3 separate regions of the Homo sapiens genome follow, and regions 2 and 3 are each linked to region 1. Evidence: chromatin contacts called from ENCODE Hi-C or POLR2A ChIA-PET data. All regions are on one chromosome and are shown on one strand. The core of a region is the stretch at or near the end of the contact, and the rest is flanking DNA. Distances in the headings are between cores, read along the strand shown. Region 1 has its middle 59 kb from the start of SNX9. Region 2 holds the start of SFT2D1 (SFT2 domain containing 1). Region 3 has its middle 290 kb from the start of QKI.

Evidence for each region. Hi-C counts contacts between places; a loop is a spot of excess contacts on that map. ChIA-PET counts read pairs that join two places held with the same protein, here RNA polymerase II (POLR2A). Pooled maps may share reads with other maps.
Region 2: a loop to region 1 is called in a map with no recorded cell type, with 8 times the contacts of the local background. The contact joins the promoter of SFT2D1 here to the enhancer-like site in region 1. A Hi-C loop is called at or near these places in 1 of 37 single-sample maps with no recorded cell type and 2 of 50 pooled maps. POLR2A ChIA-PET finds 5 or more read pairs at or near these places in 1 of 52 experiments (OCI-LY7).
Region 3: a map with no recorded cell type shows a loop between it and region 1 (11-fold over the local background). The contact joins two enhancer-like sites. A Hi-C loop is called at or near these places in 2 of 37 single-sample maps with no recorded cell type and 2 of 50 pooled maps.

What each region holds. Positions count from the first base shown.
Region 1 is chr6:157,761,395-157,766,324 of GRCh38, forward strand. No RefSeq gene overlaps it. Among named protein-coding and RNA genes, the nearest start is that of SNX9, 59 kb to the right of the region's middle. RefSeq lists enhancers at 997-1,924, 1,426-2,625, 2,198-2,267, 3,158-3,207 and a silencer at 2,558-2,667. Within about 2 kb of position 3,022, at least 35 of the 41 ENCODE cell types and tissues checked have a DNase peak (open chromatin) inside an H3K27ac peak, as active enhancers do; they include OCI-LY7, where a contact is called at or near this core.
Region 2 is chr6:166,340,264-166,345,193 of GRCh38, forward strand. SFT2D1 (SFT2 domain containing 1) reads right to left here and starts at 2,282. Exons shown (of 8, transcript NM_145169.3): 1 at 2,156-2,282. The coding sequence starts at 2,218. LOC100289495 (a long non-coding RNA gene) reads left to right here and starts at 2,368. Exons shown (of 2, transcript NR_040022.1): 1 at 2,368-2,884. RefSeq lists a silencer at 1,993-2,152 and an enhancer at 2,214-3,107.
Region 3 is chr6:163,704,861-163,709,790 of GRCh38, forward strand. No RefSeq gene overlaps it. Among named protein-coding and RNA genes, the nearest start is that of QKI, 290 kb to the left of the region's middle. RefSeq lists enhancers at 1,922-1,991, 3,474-3,593. Within about 2 kb of position 2,056, at least 4 of the 41 ENCODE cell types and tissues checked have a DNase peak (open chromatin) inside an H3K27ac peak, as active enhancers do.

The sequences.
Region 1 (4,930 bases), core at 1,772-4,271:
CTGTCTGTCAGTTGCACTTGGAGTTCAAGAGCATTCTTAAAGACGCAATTTGTGTTTTGGAAAAATGGGTAGAGAGCCTTGTTTTGTGTGTGCGGTCAAATAAGTCAGAAGTTGGTTATGAGTCACCACTCTCCTGCTAGTCTAGCATTGTACCCTGCACAGCAAAAAGGGGTTGTAAGCATTAAAAGGGGGCTTTTGAAAAAGCACAGGATATGGAAAGGCGGCCTAGAAGCAAGTTCTGGTGCACGTGAACCGTGTGACCTCAGAAGCCGCATCCCACTGAGCTGTTCTGAGCCTCGGTTTCTCCATTGGTAGAATGGGGCTAATAGTACCTGACCAGCTGTTCCCAGGCTACCGCCAAGGGCCCGTGGAAGCAGGTGCAGGAAGGGATGACGCACACGTGAGCTCTTAAGACAGCTTCAGTTCCTCAGGATTCAAGAAGGGGGAAGGAGAGCCCAGGGCCAGCACATCTGGGGAGGTTCAATATAGATTTAGGTCTGGAATTTCCATTTTCACTGCAGATATGTTGTGCTGAGAAAAGTTCGAGGGCATCAGAATGAAAATTGGAACTTGAGAAACTGGATGAACGTCGCAGCAGGAAGGGAGCCGGGCTGGAGCTCTCTGGAGTGGGGCGCACCGCAGGGAGCACGGCCAGAAGATGGGAGAGGTCACAGGTGGGGCCGTGCCTCTCACAAGCTCAGGGTGCCCTGTGGGGCCGGGAGGGGCAGAGTACAAGCTCAGGGTGCCCTGTGGGGCCGGGAGGGGCAGAGTAGGTCTAGAAGCCGCTCTGGGGGCAGTGCCCCCACCATCACCTGCCAACTGGCAGATCTGATTGTAGCCAGAAGCCTCTTCTCTTTTCACTGGGTTCGTTGCAGTTTTCAAGCGTGCAGTTCCTTCTATGAAGGAAGGTGGTAGAAAGCCTATGAATCCCACCAAAGCTTCCAAAGCAGATGGCCCTGTGGCCTATTTCTGGTTCATTGCTGTAGGGGAGGAAAGATAATTTTTTCTTCGGCTCTCATAAATTCTTAGTTGGAATGTACCCCTGTAACAAAAGACAGGTTAACAGGAGAAAAACAAAAAGAAGTTTAGTATCATGTATATTTAATATGCACATGGAACAAACAGAAGTTTAGTATCATGTGTATTTAATATGCACATGGAAGATACCAGGGAGAGATGCCTTTGAATTCCAGCTTAGACAGTATCTTCAACAAAGAACAGCTAATATTTAGAGAAGTGACAAGGAAAAGGAAAAGGAAAAGGACTCTGAAGAGTGTCCCGGAGCCCGCTGTGGCTAGGGAGGATGCAGTGGGGGTTGGGGGAAGTATTTTTTAAAATATTTTAAAAATAAAAGCAGAAAAGGATTTCGAGTCTCTAGGGGGCAGCAACTTGGGGAGAAGCAAACAACTGGCAGAGGAAGGCTGCTCGGTGAGGCTTGCCCATGTGGGTTCCTCCAGTACCATCTCCAGGCTGACAGGGTTTGAAATTGTCTTCCGTGGTTAACCTTTGTTCTCCCTGGTGGAAGGGGGACAGGACACCTTTTGTCTTTGTGCCCCGCTTTAGGCAAATAGAGCGAGGGCAGAGAGCTCTCCTGCATCTGCTTTTTAATGGCCTTCAGCTCAACAATCCTTATGCATATTTGGGGGTTGCATATTCTCCTCTTCCAAGCTACACAGATTATACGTCTCAATGTAAAACACGATCTTTTTCTTCATTACCTAGAAAGTGAGGGAAGTCACGCCCAGAGGGTGCTGATGTAGGCCTGGTGATGAGGGTATAGGTGGCCACCGTCCCAGGTGGGCTCCACCTCTGCCCTCTGTGATGTGGAGTAGGGGCTGGGGCTCCTTGGGTACAAGGCAGGGAAAAGGGGAGGGCGGCGGGGTTGAGGAAGCTGCTCCGGGCTTCCAGGCCAGACCATCCCAGAATGAAAGGAGTTTTCCCCATGGATCTCCAGGCCTTCTCCATGGAATTTAGACAGCTGAAGGCAGACACAGGTCCCTGCGGGGAAGTACCTGCTCCCTCTTCTAACAAGTGCAAAGCAAGCAGGGCAAGGCTCCGAAGGGAACAGCTGGAGCAGGCCCAACCCCAGGTGGCCCTGGGGTTCCGTGGTTGACCCGGAAGCAAGTCAGGCAGGGAGCCAGGAATGTGGTGACTCACATTAGCTATGTGGAGAGAGACCAGGGAGTGTCCCTTCCAGGTGGAACCCCTCCTCCTCCATGAGTCACCCGGCTCCATACACCTGCCTGATTCCAGCAGCCCAACACACCTGTGCCAACTAGCAGCTTATGTTTCTCATGTGCTTGCCTGTCTGTCCTATTGACGATTCCTCAAAACACCAAGGGGAGGTAGCATGAAATGTTATCCTGGAAAACCTTTGTGAGTTAGAAAACGTGGCCAAGTGCCCCCAGTTGATGACTGGCAAATCTAGAATCAGCCTCATGACGTTTCCAGTGTGTTACACAAACCATCCAGCCTTGCTGCTTCTCCAAATACTGTATCTATGAAGTATGCCAGACTCTCAGCAGAGAGGATTTCTACGGCAGTGGAAGAGAGCAAAGCAGGTGTCAAGGTTCATTAATCTCATCTTGGTCCCTTTCTGAAAACTGACACACTATATCCAGGTTGCTTTTTAAAGCTCTGTGTACGTATCATGCAAATGTATACTTGCTTTGTGTATGCATGTTTAGGACTATTTCTGATCCAGATGCTGTACTAAATTAAGCTAGTTTTAATGATGTTATTCTGGAGCTAACATAGTCTTCCGTGGTATTTCCCATGGCTGTGCTCTGTCTAGTATATTTCCAAGTCATTACCCGGCTCATGGTCATTGGCGTTCACATTGAAGTGGCCACAGATAGAGAATCACACAAGCTTCACATTGAATTCAGTCCATTAAGGCCTTTTCCTTGGTAAAACTGAGGGGGAAATATAAATTGAAGCAGCAGTAACCAGCAAATAGACCTTCTCCCAATCTACCCGAAACTGGCTCTCTGCCCTCAACCATGTTCAAAAGCCTTTGCTATAAATGTACAGAGGAAGTAAACTTTAACCACACTGGGGCTCTAAAAAATGACTCTGGTTTCTGTATGTGACTTTCATAAATCAGTTTAATTACGTCACATTTCCACCTCAATTGTATGATAACAAGGTCTGAATTGCCCAGTAGAAGGCAGAAAGAAAAAAAATCCGGATGTTTTTGTCATATGGAACCTTCCTACACAGTCTGTTTTTCCCCTGGAGCTGACGATGAATCACTTCTCAACACTGGCGGGGGCCATCACGTGGCCGGCATGGAGCTCGCCTGGAGGAGCGAGGTTGAGGCAAGCTCTGTGCAGGAATGTGGCTGCAGTGATGTGGCCTGACACTTCCTTAGGGAGTCCAAATGTGACTAAGGCTCTTTCTCAGTACTGTATGGAATGAATAACCACATGTGAGAAGATGTACAGCTCCTGCCTTGCATCACTGAGCTGGAAAATTTGCTGGTAGCACGTAACATCTCTTGCAAAGTATAATTACAGATCCCTGTGCTCTGAGGGTTTGCACGGAAATAATTCAACCTAAAATAGTAACAAAGGCTGAGTATAAACCTGTGATGTATTATTTTGGTGCAAAAGTAACTGCGGTTTTTACCATTACTTTTAATGGCAAAGATTGCAATTACTTTTGTGCCAACCTAATAGATTATCTAAAAAGGAACAGGAAGAACACCAAGAGTTAACAAGCCTATTAGGGTTAGAAAGAGACTCCTCTTGCTTAGACAATGGGCGTTACCCTCAGGGACACCGAGCCCTTCCACTCGGATCTGATCTCCTCCACAAAGAGTTAGATGGGAGATATTTATGGGCAAGTATTTGGGCATGGATATTCCCGCTCCCACCACATTGCAGAGGTGCATGGAGGCACACAGCTATGACTGTGGGGGCTTCGGGTGTTCATTTTGAAATATATTTGTTTTTTTTTGTTTGTTTGTTTGTTTTCTGAGACGGAGTCTCGCTCTGTCGCCCAGGCTGGAGTGCAGTGGCGCGATCTCGGCTCACTGCAAGCTCCGCCTCCCAGGTTCACGCCATTCTCCTGCCTCAGCCTCCCAAGTAGCTGGGACTACAGGCGCCCGCCACCACGCCTGGCTAATTTTTTGTATTTTTAGTAGAGACGGGGTTTCACCATGTTAGCCAGGATGGTCTCGATCTCCTGACCTCGTGATCCGCCCGCCTCGGCCTCCCAAAGTGCTGGGATTACAGGCGTAGGCCACCGCGCCCCGCCTGAAATGTATTTGTTTTGTTTTATCATTTGAGCGTAGTTTAGTAATTTTCCAGAGAGAGAGGACCTGGCATAGATTCAGCAGTGTCACCCTCAAGAGCCAAAATGTTCACATCTGCTAATGTTCCATCCTGACCCTCCTGCTGTAATATTTATTCACAGGGGAGCTTTGGAAACAAGTAGGGTATGAGTCAGGAAAGCCTCTCCGTGCAGACTCCTTTGCACCAAAAATCTTCTAAAAGGTCTTGGGTCCATGAGCATTGTTGTCTGGGAGCACGTTTCCCCACCAAATTATCCTTAAAAAAAATCTTTTAAAAACAGCTCATTGTCATCAAGACAATATTTACAGCACACACATATTTTCCAGAAGATTTTAATAAATAGTTGGTGAACTATCTTGTCACTAACTTAGTCCCTGCTTAACTTTGTCTGGGTGTGAGTATGATGCTTCATTTTAACTTGTTTTGAATTCAGACACCTGGACACAACAATGGACACCTACTGAGTCCTCCGTCCACTCACAATGATTCCCAGCTCTCTGGTAACTCTGGTCCCCCATTTCAAAGGGATGAACTTGTCACAGGTCACCTGCCTCCTGTCTATAATATTGTGGACCAGGATGGCGACCTTACCCAGACTTAGCCACTCACTGGCGCTTCCCCTGGAATATAAA
Region 2 (4,930 bases), core at 1,032-3,531, 8.6 Mb after region 1:
TCTAACATTGCCTCTACAGTTTGTTCTCCACAGAGCTGCCAGAGTGATCCTTTAAAATCCAAGTCGGTCACACCACCACTCTGCTCTAAACCCAAAGGCTTCCTATCACACTCAGAGTAAAGCTAAAATCCTTTCTATGGCCTATGAGAACCCTCACAATTGAGAATCCCCCTTCCTGCTTCACCTTTTCTTCTACAATTGTCCCTCTTCTCTGCCCCGCTGCTAGAGCCCCTCTGGCCTCCTTACTGGCCCTGAACATGCTGACCACACACCACTTGGGACTCTGTATCTGCCTTGGAGGCTTTTATTCACAGGATGCTCAGACATCCCAGCAGCTCTTCTGAGCTGTGCTCACATGACTCCCTGGCAGGGAGGCCTTATCTAAGTAATATGGCAACCCCAACCTCCTCAACCTGCTCTGACTTTTTCTGTGGCTGTCTGACACATTATATACTTGTTTATTCACTGTTTCCTCCAATTAAAATTTAAGTTCCATGTGAAAGAGGTATTTGCACTGGTCACTGTTATTAACACCTGCATCTTGAACAATGTCAAACATATGCAGGAACTTGAATATTTGTTAATGAACGATCACCTCCTCTGAACTCACAGCACTTGTCTATACAGCCAGTCACTCTAATCTTTGATTGATTACTTCTCCACATATCTTTCTCCCCTCTAGACAGTGGGCTCAAGATAAGTGATATTACCTTTGCATCTCCAAAGTTTAGAGTAGCACTGTCCAATAGAACTTTCTGCAATGCAAATGTTCTGTATCTGCGCTGTTTAATACAGTAGCCTTTAACCACATGTGCCTACTGAACATGTGAAATGTGGTTGCTGTGACTAAGGAACTGAATGTTAAATTTTATTTAATTTTAATTAATTTAAATTTAATTGCTCCAGGCGCAGTGGCTCAAGCCTGTCATCCAAGCACTTTGGGAGGTCAAGGTGGGCGGATCACTTGAGGTCAGGAGTTCGAGACCAGCCTGACCAACATGGTGAAACCCCCATCTCTACTAAAAACACAAAATAATTAGCAGGGCATGGTGGCAGGTGCCTGTAATCCCAGCTACTCAGGAGGCTGAGGCAGGAGAATTGCTTGAACCCGGGAGGCAGAGGTTGCAGCGAGTCGAGATCACGCCACTGCACTCCAGGCCTGAGCGACAAAGCAAGACTCCATCTAAAAAAAAAAAAAAAAAAAATTCATTGGCCACATGTGGCTGTGGTAATATACAGAGTTACAGAGTGCAATGAGAACAGATACTTGTCTTACACTCTCTGAACCCAAAACTGTAGCCCAGAACTCTACCCACACCAAGTGCTGAGTAAGTATAATGACAAGGAAGTCAGGAGAGACAAATAGAAGATCCTTATGAAATACAATTCAATTTTAAACGTCCAACTTCTGCGACAGCACACAATAACGTGCAATATAATCGCATGCAATAACAAAAAAACTTACACCGCAGTTCCTGCTCCACTGCTACTTTTAACCTTCTTGCTGGAGGAAGTAACCCTTATCAAGTCTCGCTGGTAAGGCGCAGACACAAGGGCTTTTATTAAGAAAAAAAAAAAAATCTCTTACCAGGGCTCACTGCCTTAACAGAAAAATTTTAATTCAATATTATTTCACTTACCAATGTCCTGTTTATTTTTCCTCCAGTCTCCCTATTTCCAAAAGACCACCCCCCAGCAAACACACACATAACACCACCTTTACCTCCAAAGACAAACAGATGCAACAAGCTTTAGGGTCTCGGCTCACTGCAGCTTGCAGGATAAATGCCCTGCATAGCTACTTACGCTGCACAGCCCGAGGCCAGACCCCGCACCAGGCTCAGAAAACCAAATAGTACGTGGGAGCGATGGATTATTTGGGAAAGCGAGGGCAGACGTTAGCGGATTCCTAAGTCAGAAGGCCAGATGGGAGAGTCGGGGGGGGGCCTCAAAGTGGGTTTAAGTAGACCGCATGGAAAACTGGAAAGTTCTCAAATTCTACCCAGGAAGCAGGCGGAGCCCTCCTAAATCAACCAGCCGGGCAGAGGAGTCCCAGACCCCCGGCCTCGCACCCACCCCACCCGCTCGGCCGGTCCTCAGTGCGGCCGGGGCCAGCGGGCAGCCCCGGGACTGGACGAGGGCGCAAGTTCGCTACCTGCGCAGTCAGGCCCTGCTCCTCGTCGTCCTGGCCGCTCAGGACTCGCCGCAGCTTCTCCATGGCCCTGTTACAGGGCCGTAGCGGCCGCCACTCTGTTGCCTGCCCCTGACGCCCACCAGGAAACCCCGAACCCGAAACCCCACAGACCAGCCGGAAGTCCGGTCCCGCCCGCTTCCTGTGCGTCAGCGCGGCCGCCGTAGCAATGCGCGCATGCTCACCAGCCTTTCTCTCGGACCCGGTAGTGGTCCGTGAAGTCCGCGGAGTGGGCGCTGATGGTGGGGCTATCCCTTCCCACTGTCCGCGAGGTGCGCCGTGGTAACGCGCGGGGACACAGCGCGGGTGTGGACCCCCTGCCCACAGCTGGCGCACAGCCATTGAGTGTAGACCCGACTGGGGCACGACCACTGAACCCTGCACTTGGCGTCCTCCGGGCCCCGCGAGGGGCCTTGCTGGGCGGGTCCGCGGCACCCCGGGTTCCCAGAAGTCGAGGCCCCGAATGCGCCTCCCCTCGCCTGGAATCGGAGAGCGGAGGGCTCCTGCGGGCAGGTGGCCGTGCTCCGAAGAGCGCCCTGCCACCCATGAGGTGGCCCTGGGGGCGTCGCTAGCCTTCCCAGCTGGGTGTCCTCATCCGGAGACACAAACACCTGCCTCAGGATTAAAGCGAGGAGCTGTATTTCAGACCGTCTCAGGAGAAATAGCAAGAGGCTGCCTCACTCCTTTGCCCTTGTGAGAGCTATTTCTTTACTCAGTTCACTGGTCAGCTAGGAGTTTGAAAGAGTGAAATCTTATTTATAAAAGGAATAGCTAATGCAACCCATTTTTCCAGTTTTGTGTGAACAGTGAAACCATTGAACAAGCGTTTACTGTTCTCCGGCTCGTGCTGGATGAACAAACACTAAGAAATGGGGAAGTGGCATTTTTCTCTCTCTCATTTTCCACCATGCTAAGAAAGGAGATTAAAAATCAGGGCTGCCTGTCTAATATGGTCTCCAGAAGTCATTAAGTGATAGGTTTTGCTCTTCTGTTTGCTTCTAGGCTTGGTAAGATGGTAATGAGAATGCCTGTTCTTTTGATTACTTTGCCCACTCCATTTCCTCCCTAAAATCTTTCAGTTAAAAGGTGGATCCTCAAAAAGTTTCATTGTCCATCCTACTGCCTCAGTAGAGATTTTATCTAAACTCAATTAGATAAAAACAAATACCACAGGAACCCTAGGAAAGCAAGTCGCGCCTTCTTGTGATGAAACGGTCCAATGCTCAGCATCCTTTTCCTTTAGGCAGAAGATATTTCTATGTGGCCTGTTCATACTAATATGAGAAGTCTTATCCTTATGTCCTTAACTTTAAAAGGTCAGAAAATAGATTGTAAAATCTATAGAATAAAACTATGTTTCTGTTGAATAAGAGAGTATGTCCGTAAGTGTTACGGGAAAGGGGTCCGGATCCATACCCCAAAAGAGGGTTCTTGGATCTTGCGCAAAAAGAATTCAGGGCAAGTGAAAACAAGTTTATTTAAAAAGTAGAGGAACATCGGTAGTCTGAGGCAGAGAATTGCTTGAACCCGGGAGGCGGAGCTTGCAGTGAGCCGAGATCGCGCCCCTGCACTCCAGCCTGGGCGACAGAGCGAGACTCCGTCTCAAAAAAAAAAAAAAAAAGTAGAAGGACAAAAGAATAGCTACTCCATAGGCAGAGCAGGGCTGTCTATTACCAGGGCTGCTGGTTGCCCATTTTTATGGTTATTTCTTGATGATATGCTAAACAAGGGGTGGATTCATGCCTCCCCTTTTTAGACCATATAGGCTAACTTCGTGATATTGCCATGGCATTTGTAAACTGCCATGGCGCTAGTGGGAGTGTAGCAATGAGAACGACCAGAGGTCTCTCTTGTTACCTTGGTTTTGGTGGGATTTGGCCGGTTTCTTTACTGCAGTCTGTTTCATCAGCAAGGTCTTTATGATCTGTATCTTGTGCTGACCTTCTATCTTATCCTGTGTCTTAGAATGACTTAACTGTCTGGGAATGCAGCTCAGTGGGTCTCAACCTCATTTTACCCAGCCGCTATTCAAGATGGGCTTCTCTGGTTCACATATCTGACATAACTGCTTTCAAGATTTTCAAGTATAGGCCGAGCGCGGTGGCTCACTCCTGTAATCCCAGCACTTTGGGAGGCAAAGGCGGGTGGGTCACAAGGTCAGGAGTTTGAGACCAGCCTGGACAATATGGTGAAACCCCGTCTCTACCAAAAATACAAAAATTAGTTGGGCATGGTGGCGGGCGCCTGTAGTCCCAACTACTTGGGAAGCTGAGACAGGAGAATCGCTTGAACCCAGGAGGTGGAGGTTGCAGTGAGCTGAGGTCGCTCGTTTGCACTCCATCCTGGGCAACAGAGTGAGACTCTGTCTCAAAAAACAAACAAAAAAACCTTACTTCCTAGCTCTTCCTGCTTCCTGGCCACATAGTTTTTTCAAGAGCCAATGACTCCTGAACACAAGGACATGCACAAAATTGTTGGGGTGATCAGACCCAACACCAGGTTGTGGGAGTGACAAAGTCCAGCAGAGTCAAAAGATTGAGAAAAAAGTTTGAGAGAGAAATGTGGGACAACAGGGGCCATTGCTATTGCGGAGGCTGTGAAGGCCCCGAGCTCTGGGAGCCCACAGTGTTTATTGGTAATCCAACTAAGAAACAGGTGGTGAGAATGTGGAGGTCATGTTGCATTAAGCACATGATTTACAGCTGTGACAGTTTAGCATTTATATGGAACATGTTCTGC
Region 3 (4,930 bases), core at 806-3,305, 5.9 Mb after region 1:
CTCAGCTGTCATTTCTCTAGGATAATCAACCTCTGTGCTTCACTCAGTGAGTTAAGAGCAATTTACAAAATGCCTGCTATGTGTTAAACACTGACAAAATATATATTTGCTGATAATTTTTATGATTGGTCAACTTGAATGATGAGTTATATAGAAGACTAAAGAGATTAGTCTCCTTCTCTTTTGTCCCTCAAAAGCTTAAACTTACTATATCACTACCTAGAAAAATGCCTACACCCAGCAGTCTGTATCTTGTCAATTTTTTCTTTCTTTCTTTTTTTTTTTGAGACAGATTCTCACTCTGTCGCCCAGGCTGGAGTGCGGTGGTGCACTCTCGACTCACTGCAACCTCTGCCTCCTGGAGTGATTCTCATGCCTCAGCTTCCCGAGTAGCTGAGAACCATGCCTGGATAATTTCTGTATTTTTAGTAGAGGCGGGGTTTCACCATATTGGCTAGGTTGGTCTCGAACTCCTGGCCTCAAGTGATCCACCTGCCTCAGCCTCCCCAAGTGTGGGGATGACAGGCGTGAGCCACCGCACCTGGCCAGCAATTTTTTCTTTCTCTCGTGTCTTTATAATATTTAAAGTACCAGTCAAAAGTACCTGGTAAACATAGTGATGAGTAATTGGGATATAATTACTGGGCCTCAGACTAGCCCAGAATTCCTGTGGGAGGGGAAATAGTTTCCCCTTAATAGGGAAGCGCATCAAAGAACACGTGGCCATCTTTAATCTATAGGAGCTCATCATTCAAGTTGATCAGTCATAAAAATTATCAGCAAGTTCATTTTGCCAGTGTTTAGCACATAGAAGGCATTTTGTAAGTACCTCTGAACTTACCAAGTGAAGCACACGAATGGATTCTCCAAGAGCAATGACAGAGCTTAGAGGGGGCTTTGTAGTCTAGTTAGAATCATGGCATTTTATGGACTTCCTCTGTGAATTTGTGTAACTCTCCCAATCTCACTCGGCCTCAGTTTTATTTGTAAAACGTAATAAATATTCCATTATGTATCATGTAAAATGATTCTATTATGTACCACATAAAAATCTTCAACAAAATAGAGACTGTGTAGACTGTAAATGTTTAATATTTAATATATCTGTAGTGATTAAGCGAAGAGCTTTGATCTTAGCTCCACCACTGACTTGCACGTGTCACCTTGGTCAGTCCACTCTTTAGTCCCTTTGAGCCCCGTTTCCGTTGACTGGAATATTGGTGTTGCGGTTCCTCTTTCATGTAGTACATGAAGCACAGTAGACTCAGTGCGTGGTGCTGTTATTTTTGTTGTAGTTGTTACTATTTTGTGCTCTGAGACTAGAACTCGAGGCTAAAATTTGCATGCACCACACTTTGGATTTGCGTGGGTGAGTCAGTGCTGTCCTAAGTGGGGGGTCATCCATTAGAGGCATTCTGCTGTGGCAGGAGCAGCTTCAGAAACACGGCAGGCTAAGGACAATAGTTAGAAAATGTTATCCCAAATCAAGTCTGTTTGCTGCCATGTGTCAGCAAATCTCACGATGAAAAATACCCACATTTAAACATGATTTCTTCCATAGTCATTTGATTTCTAATGAGACAGCTTGTTACTATCTGTTAAGCACTGGATTTTGCAGTTATGTCAGAAGTCCATGTCAGTGACATTAGTTAATCCTCAGTGGATTTGCCTTTAGTAATCAATTGGCATTTAATTAACATGCAAAAACTTCCCTGTGAAACCTAAATTCAATGTGTAGTAAGTCTCTTTGAGATAAGTTAGGGATGTTGTCAGGACATTTCATAGAGCATAGGCCTCCATGCTCTTATTATTAACTTGAATTCCAGAGTTTTGAATATGCACATGAAGACACCAAGTGAGGACTTCGGCGAAGGGCGTAGAGGTATTTTGGTGTGATCCTTAATGTCAGAGTCTCATCTCCCACGTGTCCTTCTCTTATTAATTCTCAAAACACTGAGCTAAGCAGCCAGTTCTCAAAGTGGGCCCTAAGCTAGCAGCATCTATAGCACCTGTTAGAACTGCAGGCTCTTGGGCCCCTCCCAGACCCAGTGAGTCAGACACTCTGGCGGTGCCCCACACCAGTCTGGATGTTCACAAGCCTCCAGGCGAGTCTGATCCTTGCAGTTTAAGACCAAGGAACTAGGGTCTGGTATCAGGATAGGGGATCCAATGAATACAAACCATCTCTCAGAAGCTTAAATTCATTAAGCACCACCTAGAAAAATGTCTACACCCAGAAAGCTGGATCTATTTTTTTCTTTTGTGTCTTTATTATATTTAAAGTATCAGTCAAAAATACCTGGTTCCCATAGTGATGAGCAATTAGGATATAAATGCATGGGTATGGATATAAATTCTAAAATCCTTGCAGGAGTTTAATATTTGCTTTACATTTAATAGGAAAAGAATGCCGTTGTTTTCTGCCTGGGTTGCATTTTTTTCCTTTCCTTTTACAAATTGGTTTAGCCACATCCTGTACTTTATTTGCTCCTCTCTCCCATAACTCTAGAATTAGGGTACATTAGAAGCTATCCGTAAACTCCAGTGAGGACATGTGATAAATTTAAGCTGGAGCATTTAAAACGAGCTGGGAGAGTAGAGAGAGAAGTAAAAGCAGCCATTTGTGATGTGGGTGGCAGTTTTTAGAAAGTGTCTGTGGAGGGCTAGTGGCTTGGCATGAGGAAAGAGAGGCGTTCCTCAGTGTTGTCCACAGAACAGACACTCCTGTGACAGATGTGATCTTCAGGCAAAGTGGTGCTCGTGCACAGGCTTACGTTAGCACACCTGCTGGTGCAGAATGGTAGGAGAAATATTTCCCCAAAGGACAGAATGCGGATGGCTGGACAGAAACCACTGGGGGAAGGTTCCTGGGAGGAATTCCAGAATGTTTTCTCTGGCAAATAGGACAGAGGAGGCAGAAAAGCAAACCGGATCTCACTCCAAGTCTTTATGGACACAGATGGAAAGGAGAGCAGGAAGAAATCACAGGTCACACGGTGGGAGACACGGTGTAGCTGAGGGTAACCTAGTCGTGTTTAGGTGTGACAAATGACTTGCACTGTTTGCCAGACAACAGTGCCCCCCCATCCCCCACGGGGGTGTAATTCCACTAGTGACACTGATTCAGTTTCCAAAAGAAGCAAAACTCTTCTGCTATAAGATTCTTGATTTGTAAGAGTTTCCCCAGCTCAGTGCTTCCCCTTAGCTTTTTCCTTTTTCATCTCTAAGAGGTTATCACTTCTCAAAAACAAGAGTGCTTTGCCACTTCTCTAGTAGCAAGGTATGAAAACATGCTCTAAAATACTTACTTCCTCCAGCTGCACTGCTGCAGGCGGCCGCCTGAGGGATGGAGATGTTCTGGGCTCAGGGTGGACGGGCCTCTAGACAGAGCTATGGACCCTTCTCCAAAGCTGTGCACGAGGGACGTAGATTGGCATAAGATGCTACACAGAAAACCTGTCGTCTAGATTATTCACGTGGTGGAAAACCTCCATTGGGGCATATTACCATAGAAGGGAAAAGGGTCTGTTCTCTCCACCACAAGCAATGGAGAATGTCCCATATCAAAGATAAGTTTGCAGCCAAGGTGGCCTTCATTGGTAACAGGTTCCATAATTGGCAATGATAGGTATTTTCCTTGCCTCGAAACACAGTCAAGAGGGGAGAGTGTGAGAAGCCAGGGACTTAGGACAGGAGGTGAGGTGATGAGTCATTTTGGTTTCTCAGAGCTGACCTCTGTTGTATTTTTATTTGGGGGTTCAGTCTCTGGCTTGAGGGCTCTTCAGAAAGGAGAGCTTACTTTTGTCACGGAAGGAGGGATGGAGACCTCACCCTTTTGCATGGCCAGCTGGAGCCCCAGGTGTCGCGTGTCCAGCTCGTGGGTGGCATGATGTCATGTTTGTTGACCACGTTGGACCTCATTCTGTCCCGAGAACTTAACTGGGCTAGGAGTTGTGAAACCAGATTTCTTGTTATTTGCTTAGACTTGCTTTTTTTTTTTTTTCCCCATATCCACAAAATGAGAATCCTGGGCTTTTAGTATAATAAGGATTGAAAAATGATTATAAAATACAAGGCAAAAAGATCCATGCTATTTAAATGTTTACTATTATTTTGAGATTCATTTTATGTGCCATACTGCTTTACAAATAGTCTGTAATATTTTAATACAGCACTTTATCTTCGTAATCAAATCTTGAGAAGGCCCCCTATAGCTAATCTTTCTCAAAATCGGCTTAATTTATTAGTGGATAACTATACTTAGGCCTCTTTCTAGAACCTTATGAAGTTTGACATGCACTATTTTTAGACATTACGGGTTCTCTTACTGAGACGCTCCAAAGGGAACAGTGGGGGCAGATGTCCTCCAGGAACCTTGGCAATAAATCCCCCTGGGTGCATGACCTGGGGTCACCAAAACTGCCTGCTACCCAGCAGCAGCAGAAGGGAGACCCAGGTTGGCAGCTGGAGTGACTGACAGTGATTTCCTTTCTGTTCAGTGATGAGCCCACCATGAAGAAAGGGCACGAATCTGCTTCCTCTCTCCCTGTCCTGGGAACGGTGCCTGCCCGTGATGGTATCCTCAGGCCCCCCTCTCTGCGCCAGCAAGATGTCCCAGGGGACGTCTGTGCATTCAGCCAGGTGACCACTAGAATAAAATGTTCTCTAGGACCACCTAAGAGGTAACCCTATATTGGAGATACTGAGGAGAGAGGCCGGGGTGGCTGATAGGGTGGGGAGGCACCATCTGTCTGAGTGCACCCTCCCCTGAGACCCTCAGGGTGTCCTGGGGAGACCAGCAGGTTGGAAGTCCTACGCTTTGAAATTTTTAATTAAACAGGAACCTTTGAAGGAAGCTTTTGATTGTTAGTAACATCCTGACTTGCTCCCCCCATGTGACAGGCTCCCCTTTGTGTGTGGCCCCTCCTGA